Regions from separate parts of the Homo sapiens genome. Here region 2 is linked to region 1. A link is an interaction called in ENCODE POLR2A ChIA-PET data of the cell type or tissue named here. Cell type or tissue: GM12878. All regions are shown on one strand.

Evidence for each region. ChIA-PET counts read pairs that join two places held together with the same protein. Peaks named below come from ENCODE experiments on the same cell type or tissue, not always from the same donor. Only the 100,000 strongest peaks of a DNase experiment are listed, where the experiment ranks them.
Region 2: POLR2A ChIA-PET joins it to region 1 with 7 read pairs; 4 of 35 experiments call an interaction of 5 or more read pairs at or near these places.

Annotation. Positions count from the first base shown.
Region 1 is chr3:12,998,155-13,006,154 of GRCh38, reverse strand. The region is part of intron 1 of IQSEC1 (IQ motif and Sec7 domain ArfGEF 1); the gene reads left to right. Among named protein-coding and RNA genes, the nearest start is that of IQSEC1, 71 kb to the left of the region's middle. RefSeq lists a silencer at 4,632-4,926. In GM12878, no CTCF peak of the experiment used is centred here; DNase peaks (open chromatin) are centred at 3,414 and 6,537; H3K4me3 peaks cover 387 bases; H3K27ac peaks cover 4,864 bases.
Region 2 is chr3:13,427,425-13,435,424 of GRCh38, reverse strand. No RefSeq gene overlaps it. Among named protein-coding and RNA genes, the nearest start is that of NUP210, 11 kb to the right of the region's middle. In GM12878, no CTCF peak of the experiment used is centred here; no DNase peak of the experiment used is centred here.

The DNA.
Region 1 (8,000 bases):
CTGGGTACCAGGATGGGAGGAATTTGTGGTCATATTTGGCAATCACAAGATATGTATCATTAGGATTTTGCTGGGCTGTTATTTCACACAGGTTGGGGTGAGGGGAGTAAGCTCTAAAGTCATTATATACAAAGTCAAAAAGTTACTATCATAAAATTCCCCTTGAAGAGCCCTTAAGTTGCTCATATCAGACAGAGTACCTGGTTTTGTGTGCACTGCTCTGGGCAGTGGCACTCTGTGTGCTGTGATGTGTGCAGATGCCTGGACCGGACCAGGGAGGGAGCTGAGGCTTGTCCAGACACTGCAGCCTTTGCTCTGCAAGGGGGACCCTCAAATCCTTGCTGAGAAGGGAGGGGGAGCTAAGCTGGCTGGCTCACCTTCAGGGCCATTTCCATTCCCCGTCCCTACGAAGCCTCCAGAGCCAGGCTGCCCAGAGCAGTAGCCACCAGCTATAGGTGGCTATTTAAATGTTCACTGATTAAAATTCACAAAATGAAAAACTCAGTCTCCATCACCCCAGCCACATCCTGAGTGCTCAGTGGCCACACAGCTAGCAGGTGGAGAGCTGGGCTCAAAGCCCTCAGCCAGCCCAGCCTGCTGTGAATGTCAGCCCCCTTGTCCAGGCGCCTCCTGCCTGCCTGCCTCCGTGGTCACCCAGCTACGTGCTGACTGCCCAGGACTCCTGAGAGACTCAGCCTTGGCCCAGCTGCTGCCTTGGAGGACTGCTGGTCTGCTGGGGGCAGGCAGGCCAGTAACACTGGGGTGCCTGGCTCTGGGCCCCCAGATCCCCTCATCTTCCAGAGCCCTGCAGAGCAGGGAGCCCTGGGCTGCGGTCTCCACCCGAGGTCCAGCAGTACAGGCCTCATCCTCTGATCCTTCCCCCACACCGTGAAGTATGGGAACTCCATTTGCACTCCCGGGCTTTTCAAGTAAAGGGAAGAGACCTGTTTATCATCAGAAATTATGAGACACCCCCTGCCCCCATGCCATATTAACCCCACACACAAGGGTTAATATCCAAGATTGAAAAACTACAGGATGACAGGAAGCTGTTAAGAACCAATTTTTAGATAACTTTGGAGTCTGTGAATTTTATTTATCAAAGCAGCTTCTATTTTGGTTTGAAAGATGTTCACGTGTGAAACATAGTATTTGTTTGGTCTACCAGCAGTGTTGGCTGCACATACGGGATGAGAGATCCCCTAAAATAATTCAGGGGTTCCCAGCTTGGGAATCCGTGTAACCTCCAGGAGCTGGAGTCCCTGAGCAGCTCCCAGGAGTCAAGGGCTTACTGGTGGAGGTGGAGGCTACCTCGTGGATATTTGCGTGGCCAGCACTGTGGCTGGCCCGATGCTGGGTTTTTGGTGGGAGGTGAATTAGCCTCCCCCCTTGATAATGCTTCCCTCCATCCCTGCAGCCCCTCACCTGGACAGCCCCCAGCCACCCTCCCTCCCACCTACTCTTGCTGATTCCGTTCTGAGCTTTGCTGGTGGAAAGTGGCCCTGCATAGATGCCCTGTCCCTGCTCTGGGCCTTTCGAAGCCTGTGGGCCCCAGCGGTCAAAAGCTCTTTGCTGTGTGGAGACAGTTTGACTTCCTTATAATCCAAGGAGAGGGAGGAGGGAGGCGGGGAGAGTGCACAGAGGTGATTCAGACACAAATCCCTGCCCTCCAAGGCTCCAGATCTGGTGGGAGGCTGGGGCCTGGGTGTAGCTGAGGGGTTTCCACATCGGCTTCCCCCTCCTGCAGAGCGCTCCCCCGGCCCCCAGCTGCATCTCAACACCTGAGGGCAGGGATTTGATCATCTCTGCTTCACAGCTGATTACCCTTGCACATGATGGCACCCAGGAAATATTTGTTGGGTAAATGACTGAATGAATGCAAGCTATGGCATATACAGACACATGCTCTCACCCTACCCTCTGGCTGTGTCTTTGTCTTCTCTTTGGGGTGCAACAGACATGATGAGCAGGGGCACCCTCTCTAGGAACTCTGTTCACAACTAGCTCAGGGCTTTTTCTCCATTCAGGGTCTATAGATTTATTCAAGGTCCCAACAATAATTTTTTAAATGTGTGGATTCTTTAAGAGTTGTAAGTTATTTTGAAGTGATTTCAATCTTAAAGAAGAGTTACAACAATAATACAAAACAAAATTCTCCCGTGTACCATTCACCCAGACTCATCACTAATAACATTCCACCAAATTTTGCTTTCTCTTAAAAACCGATTTTTCCCTTAGAAGCATTTGAGATGTCACTGCAAACATGCCATATGTAACTTTCACCCCTAAATACTGCTCCAGTACATAATTACTAAGAACAAGGACATTCTCTTACATAACCATGGTCCATTAGTCAAATTCAGGAAGTTTAACATGGACATGATACTAGGATCTAAAATACAACTAACTTAAAAGTCACATTTCGCCTGTTGTCCCAGTAATGTCCTTTTTACCAAGCTTTCCTCCCAACCTAGGATCTTATGTTTCATTTAGTCATCACGTGTTTTCTTAAAGCTTTATTGAGGGATACTTTACTCTATGAAATTCACTCATTTTAAGTGTACAATTCGGTTATTATTACTATATTTACAGAATCCTGTAACCATCACAATTTTATTTTTAATCGTTTCCATGGCCCTGAAAATAAACCACATACCCATTTTCCCTCAGTCCCTTGTGCCATCCCAAGTCCTCAACAACCACTTTTTGTCTCTGTAGATATGTCTTTCTGAGCATTTCATATCCTTTTGGAATCATACAACACGTGTCCTTTTGTGTCTAGCTTTATTCACTTAGCGTGAAGTTTTTCAAGGTTCATCCATGTTATAGAATAGAATGTATCAGTACTTCATTCCTTTTTTTTTTTTTTTTTTTTTTTGGTAGAGACAGGGGTCTCACTTTGTTGCCCAGGCTGTTCTTGAACTCCTGGCCTCATGTGACACTCCCGCCTCAGCCTCCCAAAATGTTGGGCATGAGCCACTGCGCCTGGTCTTTCATTCCTTTTTACTGCTGAATAATAACATTCCATTGTATGGATACACTGTAGTTAGTTTATCCATTCCCCGGTTGATGGACATGTGGGTCATTTCCACTTTTTGGCTATTGTAAATACTACTACTATGGATATTTGCATACAAGATTTGATGTGGACATATGTTTTCATTTCTCTTTAGTAGATACCTAGAAGTGGAATTGCTGGGTCACATAGTAACTCTCTGTTTAACTTTTTAGAAATGGCCAAACTGTTTTCCAAAGTGGCTGCATCTTTTTGTTCCCACCAGTGGTGTGTGAGGGTTTCCATTTCTCCACATCCTGTCCCACATTTGTTATTGTCTGGCTTTTTGCTTCTAGCTGTCCTAGTGGGTGGGAAGTCATATCTCATTGTGGTTTTGATTTGCATTTCTTTGATGTGGAACATCTTTTCATGTGCTTATTGGCCATTCATATGTCTCCTTTGATGAAATGTGTATTCAAACCTTTTGCCCATTTAAAAATTGTATTGTCTCCTTGTTATTGAGTCATGAGTTATTTGCATACTCTACATACAGGTTCCAGTATCAGTTATATAATTTTCTCAGTTTCTCAGTTCCTTTTTTTTTTTTTTTTTGGAGATCAGGTCTCACTCACTCACCCAGGCTGGAATACAATGGCATGATCATGGCTCCCTACAGTCTCGAACTCCTGGGCTCAGGCAATCCTTCTGCCTCTGCCTCCCAAAGTGCTGAGATTACAGGCATGAGCCTATGCAGGGCCTTATCTTTTTACTTTCTTGATGGTGTCTTTTGAAGTGCAAAAGTTTTTAATTTTCATGAAGTCCAATTTATGAATTTGTAATTCTCTTGCTTATGCTTTTGGTGTTGTATCTAAGAAATCATTGTATAACCCAAGGTCACAAAGATTTCTTCTTATGTTTTTGTCTAAGATTTTTATAGTTTTAACTCTTTCATTTAGGTCTTTGATTAATTTGAGTTAATTTTTGTGTATGGTGGGAAGCATGGGCCCAAATGTATCCTTTTGTGTATAAATAGCCAGTTGTCTCAGCACTACTTGTTTTTTGTTGTTGTTGTTTGTTTGTTTGTTTCCAGATGGAGTCTTGTTCTGTCACCCAGGCTAGAGCACAGTGCCTAGATCTCAGCTCACTGCAACCTCTGCCACCCCCCACCCTGCCTCCGGGTTCAAGTGATTCTCCTGCCTCAGCCTCTGGAGTAGCTGAGATTACAGGTGCACACCACCACGCCTGGCTGATTTTTGTATTTTTAGTAGAGATGGGTTTTCACCTTGTTGGCCAGACTGGTCTGGAACTCCTGACCTCAGGTGATCCGCCCGCCTCAGCCTCCCAAAGTGCTGGGATTACAGGCGTGAGCCATCGCGCTCGGCCAGCACTACTTGTTAAAGAAATGATTGTTTCCAATGAATTGTCTTGGCACCTTGTAAAAAATCATTTGACAATATTTATTATTATTTTTGACCACTCCAGCTAAGGCCAAGACAATACATTTTTAAACATCATTTTCGTGAAGACGAAAACTCCTCCCCCATTTTAACAAAAGCATGCTGCAGGTCATCTGGACGACCCTCTACCAACTGAGCTCTGCTCCCTGATGTTCGTGGCTGCCTTTTCTTTATGAACATGTGGTCATCACAGGACCTTCCAGTGTAGCAGCGTTTACCACTGGATGCAGTGTTTCTAAAAGGTGGGGCCTGATGGAGCTTGGGAACTGTATTCTTAGAGGCCCATCAGTTCTTAAGTTTGAGAAACCCCTAATATAGAGCCATTTCTCAGACGGGAGAGCAGAGTTCCAGATAGGGAACATGAAATGTCCAACCTCATGCATCTATCAAGTGCCCACAAGCCAGCACAGGCAGTGTGGGGTAATGATAAGAACTCACTTAGGATCGGGCATGGTGGCTCATGCCTGTAATCCCAACACTTTGGGAGACTGAGGTGGGCGGATCACTTGAGGCCAGGAGTTCGAGACCAGCCTGGCCAACATGGTGAAACCCCATCTCTACTAAAAATAAAAAAATTTAAAAAAAAAGCTGGGCATTGTGGCAAGCACCTGTAATCCCAGCTACTTGGGAGGCCTGAGGCAGGAGAATTGCTTGAACCCAGGAGGTAGAGGTTGCAGGGAGCCAAAGTCGAGCCACTGTACTCCAGCCTGAGTGACAGCACACGCCTCTGTCTCAAAAAAAAAAAAAAAAAAAAGACTCACTTGGGTAAGTCACTCCCCATTCCTGAGCCTCTGTTTTCTCACCTGTAAAATGGAGGGCACACCACCCATCTCAAAGAATCTGCAGGAATAGAGATAGTTTGGATAAAGTATCTGGCACAGTGCTCTCTGACACAAAGTGGGTACCAGTTCATGGAAGTTGTGTTTATTGCAAGCCTGGGGCTGTGCCCACCAACTGGCCCTCCTTCAGCCCTCCCCTCCACAGTGCCTACTCTCCCCAGCAGGGCAGCCCTTGAGGGCTGGCTCCTGGCTTCAGCCTTCCCTCTGCTGCATATACCTCACCTGTCTGCTTACAGGGCATGGCTCTGTAGCAGGCCCTGTGCTCGTCCTAGTAAAGCAGTGATGAAGCAGACTCTATTCCTGCTTTCAGGGACCTTCTGGGCAGGTGGACAGAACCATTAGCTGATGACCACAGAACAGCATGGTAGCTGTTATTTTTATTAATAATAGCTAACATCTATAGAATTTCTGCTCTGTACCTGGCCCCACTGTCTCAAGATGTACAGGACACTGTGGGAGCCAAGAAGATGACGTCTAGAGGAGGTGACATTTTTAGAGCTGGATTTAAAGGATGGGTTTGGACTTCAGCTAATATACAAAGAGACATGAGCTTTCTATGAATTTTTGCCCATTTGATGGATGAAAATGAGATTATCATTTGATTTGTGTTTCTGTGTAAGGTCGTACATCTTTTTGAATGTTTACAGGCCATTTGTATTTCTTTTTCACTGAACTACCTGGTCAAATTGATTGGACATTTTTATTTTGAGTTGTTCATTTTTTTTGTTTTTGATTGATTTGGAATAACTCTTTATATATGGAGGAAACCAAGGGAATAGTATGTGCTAATACACAATGATATGAAATAGTACAGTGTGCTTGAAAAGCATTAGGTTTAGCCTAATTTTGAGAGACATAGTTGAAGATAGAGCTAAGCAGGGAGGCAAATGCTAGTTCCTAAGGAGCTTGGACTTTATTACACAGGACATAGGAGCTACAGAAGCGTTTAGAGCAGGGAAGGGATGTGATCGAATGTGTATTGTTGAAAATTACTTTGATAAGGGACAATAATGGACAGAGTGAAGAGCTAGAAGGGACAAATTGAGGCCAGAAAGTACAGGAGCTTGAATGTCCCCTGAAGAGTGTCTACCTGGTTTGGTGGGCAGTAGGGAGTCACAGAAGGTTCTGGGTAATGACCGATGGTGAACTGCAGAGACAATGGGAACTGAGAGTTGCCTGCTATACTTCCTGCTTTGTGGACAGCTATAAAGTGCAGGGGGCGGGACGGAGGCCAAGGCTAATCTCTGGGTGGGGTGAGCGGTTTTGTTTCCCAACATGACGCTTTGTTCCCCTAGATGTCCCCGCCCCACGTGGGCGCCCAGTGCTGTGTCATCTGTCCCCACACCACAGGACTGACCTCCAACCCAGACAGACGAGACCATTGCCAGGGGTAACCTAGAGAGGAAATATGAACTAAGAGTTTCCAGGCAGGGCACTGGGAATGGGAGAATGAAGAAGGAACAGCACACTGCCGAGCTGGGAGGGATTTTAGAAGTCATGCAAGGCAGTTTACCCTCAGCCCTGCTCCCATGAGCCCAAGGACAGGGAGTCCCTACCTCCCCAGCAGCCATTCCATATCTAAGTGGCTCTTCCAGGGAGAAGGTTCTGGAGCTGGTATGGCATCAGAGTTGTAAGGAGTCTTAGTACTCGTCTTATGCTTCTTGATAGAGGGGACCTTGAGGCTCAGAAGGGACACCTGCCTTCCTGAAGTCACACGGGGAGTCATCCTGAGTGCCACAGCAGGCTCTTAGAAATCAGGCTTCTCAGCTCCCCACTCAGAAATTAGTTTTAAACATAATATTTTACAAACAGTAATACATGCATGTAGTAATACATGCAAAAAATACTTAAATGAAACATTTCAGTGAAAAGCCAGTCTCCTTTCCACTCCATCCCCCAGGGCACGAAGACGTCTAGGGGGGCAAAGCTTCATGTTGGGAAACAAAACCACTCAACCTACCCAGAGATCAGCCTTGGCCTTGATCCTGCCCCCCGACCCCCCACTTTATAGCTGCCCACAAAGCAGGAAGTGTAGCAGGCAGCTCTCCATCCCCACTGTCTCCACAGTTCACCCTCGGTCATCACCCAGAACCTTCCCCAGGGCATGGCAACATGGCAAAACCATGTACCAGTTTCTTGAGCATCTTTGTCAGAGACAACATATGCAGGTACCAGCAGATATTCTATACCCCCTCTTTTTTTTTAATTCCAGATTTTTATTTTTATTTAAAAAAAATTTTTTTAAGAGGGACCCTTGCTACATTAACCCAGGCTGCTCTTGAACTCTTGGCCTCAAGTGATCCTCCCACTTCATCGTCCTGAGCAGCTGGGATTACAGGTAAGAGTTGCCACACCTGGCTTACTCCCTCTTTCTTACATAAAAAGTAACATACCCTACATCCTTTATTGCACCTACCAAAATATCTTGGGGATTGTTCCTTATCATATCAGTCCATGTAGAGATGCCACTTTTTTGTTGTTGTTTTTGTCTTGTTTTGTTGTTTGTTTTTTTTGAGACAGGGTCTCACTCTGTCACCCAGGCTGGAGTGCAGTGGAGTGATCACAGCTTAGTGCAGCCTCAGTCTCCCCTGGTTCAGGTGATCCTCCCACTTCAGCCTCCTAAGTAGCTAGGATTACAGGCACATGCCACCACACCCAGCTAATTTTTGTGTTTTTAGTAGAGACGGTGTTTTGCCATGTTGCCTAGGC
Region 2 (8,000 bases), 430 kb before region 1:
CTCACTGCAACCTCTCCTTCCCAGGTTGAAGCAATTCTCCTGCCTCAGCCTCCCAAGTAGCTGGGATTACAGGCATGCGCCACCATGCCCGGCTAATTTTGTATTTTTAGTAGAGACAGGGTTTCTCCATGTTGGTCAGGCTGGTCTCGAACTCCCGACCTCAGGTGATCCGCCCGCCTTGGCCTCCCAAAGTGCTGGGACTACAGGTGTGAGCCACTGCGCCCGGCCTCTTTGCCTATTTTTTAATTGGGTTATTGGTATTTTTATTGCCGAGTTGTAACCCAACAACTTTAAAAAAATGAAATATAGAAAAAATGCTTAGAACTGTGCCTGGCGTATGGTAAACACTCAAAACATGAAATATAAAAGACAGAGTGATCACGTGTAGGAAGGGTAGCGTTTCTTGCAACTTTTGTTGCAAGTTACATAAATACATGTGTGAATTGGATTACACATGAATTGTATTTCTTACTCTGGATTGTGCATAGAAAAGTTCAAATCCCATTATTCTAAGAAATGAATTTAGGTGTATTTCTAGGTCATAGAATATGCTCATGTTCAAGTTTACTATGTACAGATCCAAGATCTCTCTCCATAATTCAAAAAGCCAAAAAAACTCTAAACCCGCTTTTCCCATTAGGTTGCAACCAAGTCCTCTGGCAGTGAAAACTGACCTAAAATGAGCTGAGGCTATTTAAAGTCTCTATCCCATTAGTGTGAATATTCATGTCTCATTGCAGAAAAATCAATGTATTGACAATAAGATGCTGCTCCTGAACCCACTAGGAGTGGTAATGTAAAAATAGCACAGGCACCTTTTACCTATCAAGCTCAAAAAAAAAATCTGAAACACATGTAGGAGCTAAGGGAAAACTTCCCTTTCATCCTCTGAAGTTTTGCTGAAAAATAAACTGATAAAAGGCAGACTCGTAGGAGAAATGGCATGCACGTTTATTAACATGCATGGGGGGAAATCACAGACTGATTGCTCCACTGCACCATGGGGTACAGATGCTTATATACCCTTCTTCTTAGGGGAAAGGGAGATGGCAAAGTGTGGATAAGGTTAGGGGGTTAGTATATGATTTTTAAGGGGAATTCAGTGGGCTTGAAGAGTATACAGAGGCCTGGGACAAAGTCTGTTGGGCCTGCAGTGCAGACAATGGTTTGTGACAAGAGTCTGTCTAGCTGTGTCAGAGGTGTTTGAAACAGAGCAACTCCATCTTGAATAGGGGCTGGTTAAAATGAGGCTGAGACCCACTAGGCTGCATTCCCAGATGGTTAGGCATTCTCTGTCACAGGATGAGATAGCAGGTCAGCACAAGATACAGGTCATAAATGTAATGGCCCAAGGGGTTCATCTTGCCTGCTGCCTAGGCTAGACAGAGCCGATTTATCAAGACAGGGGAATTGCAATTGAGAAAGGGTAATTCACGCAAAGCTGGCTGTGCGGGACCGGCGTTCTATTATTACTCAAATCAGTCTCCCTGAGCATTTGGGGAGCAGAGTTTTTAAGGAGAACTTGGTGGGTGGGGAGAAGCCAGTGAGCCAGGAGTGCTGATTGGTCAGAAATCAAATCATAGGGAGTCCGAGCTGTCTTCTTGCGCTCAGTCTGTTCCTGGGTGGGGGCCAGAAGATCAGATGAGCCAGTTTATTGATCTGGGTGGGGACAGCTGATCCATTAAGTGCAGGGTCTGCAAAACATATCAAGCACTGACCTTAGGAGCAGTTTAGGAAGGGTCAGAATCTTGTAGCCTCCAGCTGCATGACTCCTAAACCGTAATTTCTAATCTTGTGGCTAATGTTAGTCCTACAAAGGCAATCTAGTCCCCAAGCAAGGAGGTCTGCTTTGGGAAAGGGCTGTTACTGTCTTTGTTTAAACTATAAACTAAGTTTCTCCCAAAGTTACTTCAGCCTACGCCCAGGAATGAACAAGGACAGCTTGGAAATTAGAAGCAAGATGGAGTCAATTCTTTCACTGTCTCAGTCATAATTTTGCAAAGGCAGTTTCAATCCCTCCCTTTGGGTTTTATAGCACCTTAATCTTAAGGTGTAGGCTATGAAGATGGGAAAAGACCGTCGATGGCTCTGGCTTCTTCCTGCTGACGGGATGTAGTGGGAATGGGAGTGAACCCCAAGGTGAGAAGAATGGAACCCCAAGGTGAGAAGAATGGAACTGTTTTGCAACTGTCTTGAGCGTACTCATGCAGGCCTGGCTGGGCTTCTGAGGCTCGCGTGGCAAAAACATTAGTACTCTCAGCTATAGTTTTACTACAGTGTTTAAGTGAACAGCCTACTATAAGGTAAAATAGTGAGTCCTAGGATAAGGAGTACAATTCCCAATTTTAAAAGCAAAGATTTGAAAGCATTAGTTTGGGGACTTCTAACCCACAAGGAATTTAGAATTTAGTCTAAACTGCGGAAAAAAACCTCAAGAACAGCTAACAACAGTATACTACAGTTTTTCTTTTTTGTTTGTTTGTTTGTTTGTTTGTTTGTTTTGAGACAGAGTCTCACTCTGTTGCCCAGGCTGGAGTGCAGTGGCATGATCTTGGCTCACTGCAAACTCCACATCCAGATTCAAGCAATTTTCTTGCCTCAGCCTCCCAAGTAGCTGGGATTACAGGTGCATGCCACTACGCCTGGCTAATTTTTGTATTTTTAGTAGAGATGGGGTTTGGCCATGTTGGCTGGGCTGGTCTCAAACTCCTGACCTCAGATGATCTGCCTGCCTCACCCTCCCAGAGTGCTGGGATTACAGGCGTGAGCCACTGTGCCTGACCTAGTTTTCTTTCGAAGCATAATTTTTCTCTCTCCAGTCCCCATTTTTATTAAAAACAAATCATGATAGAACTGATTTGTTTACAAAATAAACTTTAGTCTTACTGTACTTGGCCTGATTATTTGCATAAAGTACAGCAAGAATAATTATTTTTCACTTAGGATATTTTAATTGGCTTTGATAGAACTCTGTTCCATGAAGAATCTCAAATAAGACTTTTAAAAGCTGAGCCCAGCCATGGGTTTTTACCCTCAAATACCTATGAGTTGGGCAAACTCCTCTCCTCTTGAGGTCCCAAGATAACTTGGGATTCCTGGGTCTGTTAGAAAGTGACATTGTTTATTTACCACAGGTCAGGAACTTTGTACAGGGACTCTGCGTGGACAAGGTATGAGGCCACATTCCCTAATGGGCTTTAACTGGCTCTATAAGTCAACTTTGATTCTTTAAAGGAAGTATACCATTCCATTCAAAGCCTTGGTAAAATAACCAATTTTTCCAATTGTGTCCTGTTACAAAAGAAAGCAAATTCTTATTGCACTTGTGTAATTAACTATACTGCCATAAATTGAGTATATTCACAAATAGTTCCCAAATTCTGAAGAAATCAAGTAGAGAGGAACAAATATGCTCCAAATTTTGTTCACAGGAGTATATATATATACACATACATATATATATACACACATACATATATATATACACATACATATATATACACATACATATATATATATACATACACACACACACATATATATATATATATATATATATATATTTTTTTTTTTTTTTTTTTTTTTTTTTTGGGAGAGAGTCTTGCTGTGTCCCCCAGGCCGGAATGCAGTGGTGCAATCTCGGCTCACTGCAACCTCTGCCTCCCAGGTTCAAGCGATTCTCCTGCTTCAGCCTCCTGAGTAGCTGGGATTACAGTGCCACCACACCCTGCTACACTCCCACAAGCACCATGACAGTTTACAGATGCCATGGCACATCAGGAAGTTACCCTATATGGTCTAAAAAGGGGAGGAATCCTCAGTTCTGGGAATTGCCCATCCCTTTCCCAGAAAACTATAATCCCAGCACTTTGGGAGGCCAAGGTGGGTGGATCACGAGGTCAGGAGTTGGCGACCAGCCTGGCCAACATGGTGAAACCCCGTCTCTACTAAAAATACAAAAATTAGCCAGATGCGGTGGCAGGTGCCTGTAATCCTAGCTACTCGGCAGCCTGAGGCAGAAGAATTGCTGGAACCCGGGAGGCGGAGTTTGAAGTGAGCCAAGATCACACCACTGCACTCCAGCCTGGGTGACACAGCAAGACTCCGTCTTGAAAAAAAAAAAAAGGGCAACCATAGCCCTCTGGGCTGCTCTGCCTATGGAATAGCTGTTCTTTATTCCCTTACTTTCTTTTTTTTTTTTTTTTTTTTTTGAGACGAAATCTCACTCTGTTGCCCAGGCTGGAGTGTAGTGGTGTCGTCTTAGCTCACTGCAACCTCCACCTCCCAGGTTCAAGTGATTCTCCAGCCTCAGCCTCCTGAGTAACTGGGATTACAGGCATGCACCACCATGCCTGGCTAATTTTTGTATTTTTAGCAGAGACAGAGTTTCACCATGTTGGTCAGGCTGGTCTTGAACTCCTGACCTCGTGATCCACCCACCTCGGGCTTCCAAAATGCTGGGATTACAGGTGTGAGCCACCACTCCTGGCCTCCTTTACTTTCTTAATAAACTTGCTTTCACTTTATGGACTTGCCCCAAGTTCTTTTCTTGCATGAAATCCAAGAACCCTCTCTTGGGGTCTGGATCCAGACTCCTTTCCATAACAGGTGTGTTTGTCAGAGGCATGTGAACCAGAGCAACTCCTTCTTGAATATGACCTGGGTAAAATGAGGCTGAGACTTACTGGGTTGCATTCCCAGATAGTTAAGGCATTCTAAATCACAGGATGAGATAGGAGGTCGGCACAAGACACAGGTCATAAAGACCTTGCTGATGAAACAGTTTGCAGTAAAGAAACCGGCTAAAATCCACCCAAACCAAGATGGTGATGAGAGTGACCTCTGGTCATCCTCACTGCTACACTCCCATCAGCACCATGACAGTTTACAAATGCCATGGCAATGTCAGGAATTTACCCTATATGGTCTAAGAAGGGGAGACATGAGTAATCCACCCATTGTTTAGCCTGTCATCAAGAAATAATCATAAAAATGGGCAACCAGCAGCCCTCAGGGCTGCTCTGTCCATGGAGTAGCCATTCTTTTATTTCTTTACTTTCCTAATAAACTTGCTTTCACTTTATGGATTTGCCCTGAATTCTTTCTTGTGTGAGATCCAGTAACCCTATCTTGGGGTCTGGATCGGGACCCCTTTCCTGTAACATGTTGACAGACTTTGGTTTTTCTTCCTGCAATATGGGTTCAGTTAATGAAAAAATGGCAAGGGACTGGAGATAATTGTTTTCTTCTTTGGCAGGTCCAGACTTTAGACAGATAAGGGAACTTCAGAGAACAACTTCATGCTGTGCTTTGGGACAGACAGGAGTGGGAGAAAGGTCAGCGAGACCTTGAGGCTGCTTCTTCAGCTGAGTACTTCAAAGCTCCATATTTTGGGGTATCGGTTGCTGAGTCCCAACAAACATCTGCTCTCAAAGATTTTCAGTCAAGGCTTGCAGACGTATGTAGCAAAAGGCTGTCCAGATTGGCTGGACTCAGCCGGGTGTGGTGGCTCTTGCCTGTAATCCCAGCATTTTGGGAGGCTGAGATGGGTGGATCACCTGAGGTCAGGAGTTCAAGACCAGCCAGGCCAACATGGTAAAACACTATCTCTGCTAAAAATACAAAAATTAGCCGGCCGTAATGGCAGGTGCCTGTAATCCTAGCTACTCCAGAGGCTGAGACAGGAGAATCACTTGAACCCAGGAGGCAGAGGTTGCAGGGAGCCGAGATCCTGCCATTGCAGTCCAGCCTGGGTGACAAGAGTGAAACTCTGTTTCCAAAACAAAACAACAACAACAAAAAAAAACCACACACACACAAACAAATTGGCTGGACTAATTTATGCTTCTACCAGCGACATGAGAGAGTTCATTTTCCTCCATCTTTGCCCAGACTTGATGTTGTAAGACTTGAAAGAAAAGTTTTGCCAATCTGATGAGTGAGAAAAGACAGCTTGTTGCTGTTTTAATTTGCATTTCCCTGGTTACTGAGAAGGATGAGCAGGTTTTCACATGTGTGTTGACCATCCGAATGTCCTCTTCTGGGAATTGTCTGTATGTATGTCTACCCATCTTTTCATTCTTATTTCTCCCTTTCTCAATACACAGAGAAGTACTCAGGGCCCACAGTGTAAAAATGGCAAGAAAAGGTTTCTCTCCTCTCCCCAACTAATTAAAATTTAAGCTCACGGCTGGGTGCCGTGGCTCATGCCTGTAATCCCAGCACTTTGGGAGGCCGAGGTGGATGGATCCCTGAGGTGAGGAGTTTGAGACCAGCCTGGCCAACATGGTGAAACCCCGTCTCTGCTAAAATACAAAAATTAGCCAGACGTGGTGGCGCATGCCTGTAATCCCAGTTACTCAGGAGGCTGAGGCAGGAGAATTGCTTCAACCCGGGAGGTGGAGGTTGCAGTGAGCTGAGATTTCACCACTACACTCCAGTCTGGGTGACAGAGTGAGATCCTGTCTCAAAAAAAAAAAAAAAAAAGTTAAGCTCATACAATTTCTAAAGAATGCAAAACCCCCAAACCTAAATTACTCAGCCAAGACAGGTTATGACTTAAAAGATATTACAGACCAGGTGCGGTGGCTCACGCCTGTAATCTCAGGACTTTGGGTGGCTGAAGCAGGTGGATCAGAGTTCGAGACTAGCCTAACCAACATGGTGAAACCCTGTCTCTACTAAAATACAAAAAATTAGCTGGGCATGTGGCAGATGCCTGTAGTCCCAGCTACTCAGGAGGCTGAGGCTGGAGAATCGCTTGAACCCAGGAGGCAGAGGTTGCAGTGAGCCAAAATGGCACCACTGCACTCCAGCCTGGGTGACACAGTGAGACTCTGTCTCAAAAAAGAAAAAACAAAAAAAAACACATTACAGTTTAACACAGTCTAATGTGTAAGCATTGAGATATTGTCAACCATTTAGCTGAATTTCCCTGGCTAATCACTCAAATGATTAACTTAAGCCTACTTAAGTAAGCCTACTTGAAGTAAGCCTGCTCCTCGAGCTGAGAGGAAGACTGGGGCATCTTACAGGAAGTCACCCTCCCTCTGACAAGACAGGAAGACACCTGCCCACTAAGAAGAAGTCTCAGGTGCAGGGCAAACAATCTGAAAGCTGCAAGATCAACAAAAGAAAAATTGTTGCTTCCTCCTGGGTGAATATAATGGAAAATTATGGAAAACCTAAATTCCTATTTGATCATTGTGTTGGCGAGGCTGTGGGTGAAATGAAAGTTTCCTAACATGTCTTTTGTTGTCTGGGCATGAATTTTTATTTATGTGTCACATACACTCTTGTATACATACTCATTCGGGATGAAAGGACTACACTCAGAAGAATGAAATGAGTAGAATATTCTGGTCTCAATCAGAATAAGTGATTATTTTTATTAGAAGAATCCTTTACTGTTAATAACTTTTTTTATATTAACTGTATCATTTATTTATTTATTTATTTATTTATTTAAAGACGGAGTCTTGCTCTGTCGCACAGCCTGGAGTTCAGTGGTACGAACTCGGCTCACTACAACCTCCACCTCCTGGGTTCAAGCGATCTCTTGCCTCAGCTTCCGGAGTAGCTGGGACTACAGGTGCCTGCCACCACAGCTGGCTAATTTTTGTATTTTTAGTAGAGACAAGGTTTCACCATGTTGTCAGGATGGTCTTGAACTTCTGACCTCAGGTGATCTGCCCGCTTCGGCCTCCCAAAATGCTGGGATTACAGGTGTGAGCCACTGCACCCGGTCTTCCTTTTTAAGACTAAATATTATTCCATTGAATGGATAGGTCACATTTTGTTTATTTATCCATCAATGGATGAATTGCATGGCTTTCACTTTTTGGCTATTGTGAATAATGCTGTTATGAACATGGGTATACGGTTATAGGGCTTTCAGTTGTGTTGCGTATACCCAGAAGTGGGATTGCTGAATCATATGGTAATTCTACATTTAATGTTTTGAGGAAATATACTGTTTTTTATTGTAGCTGCATCCTTTT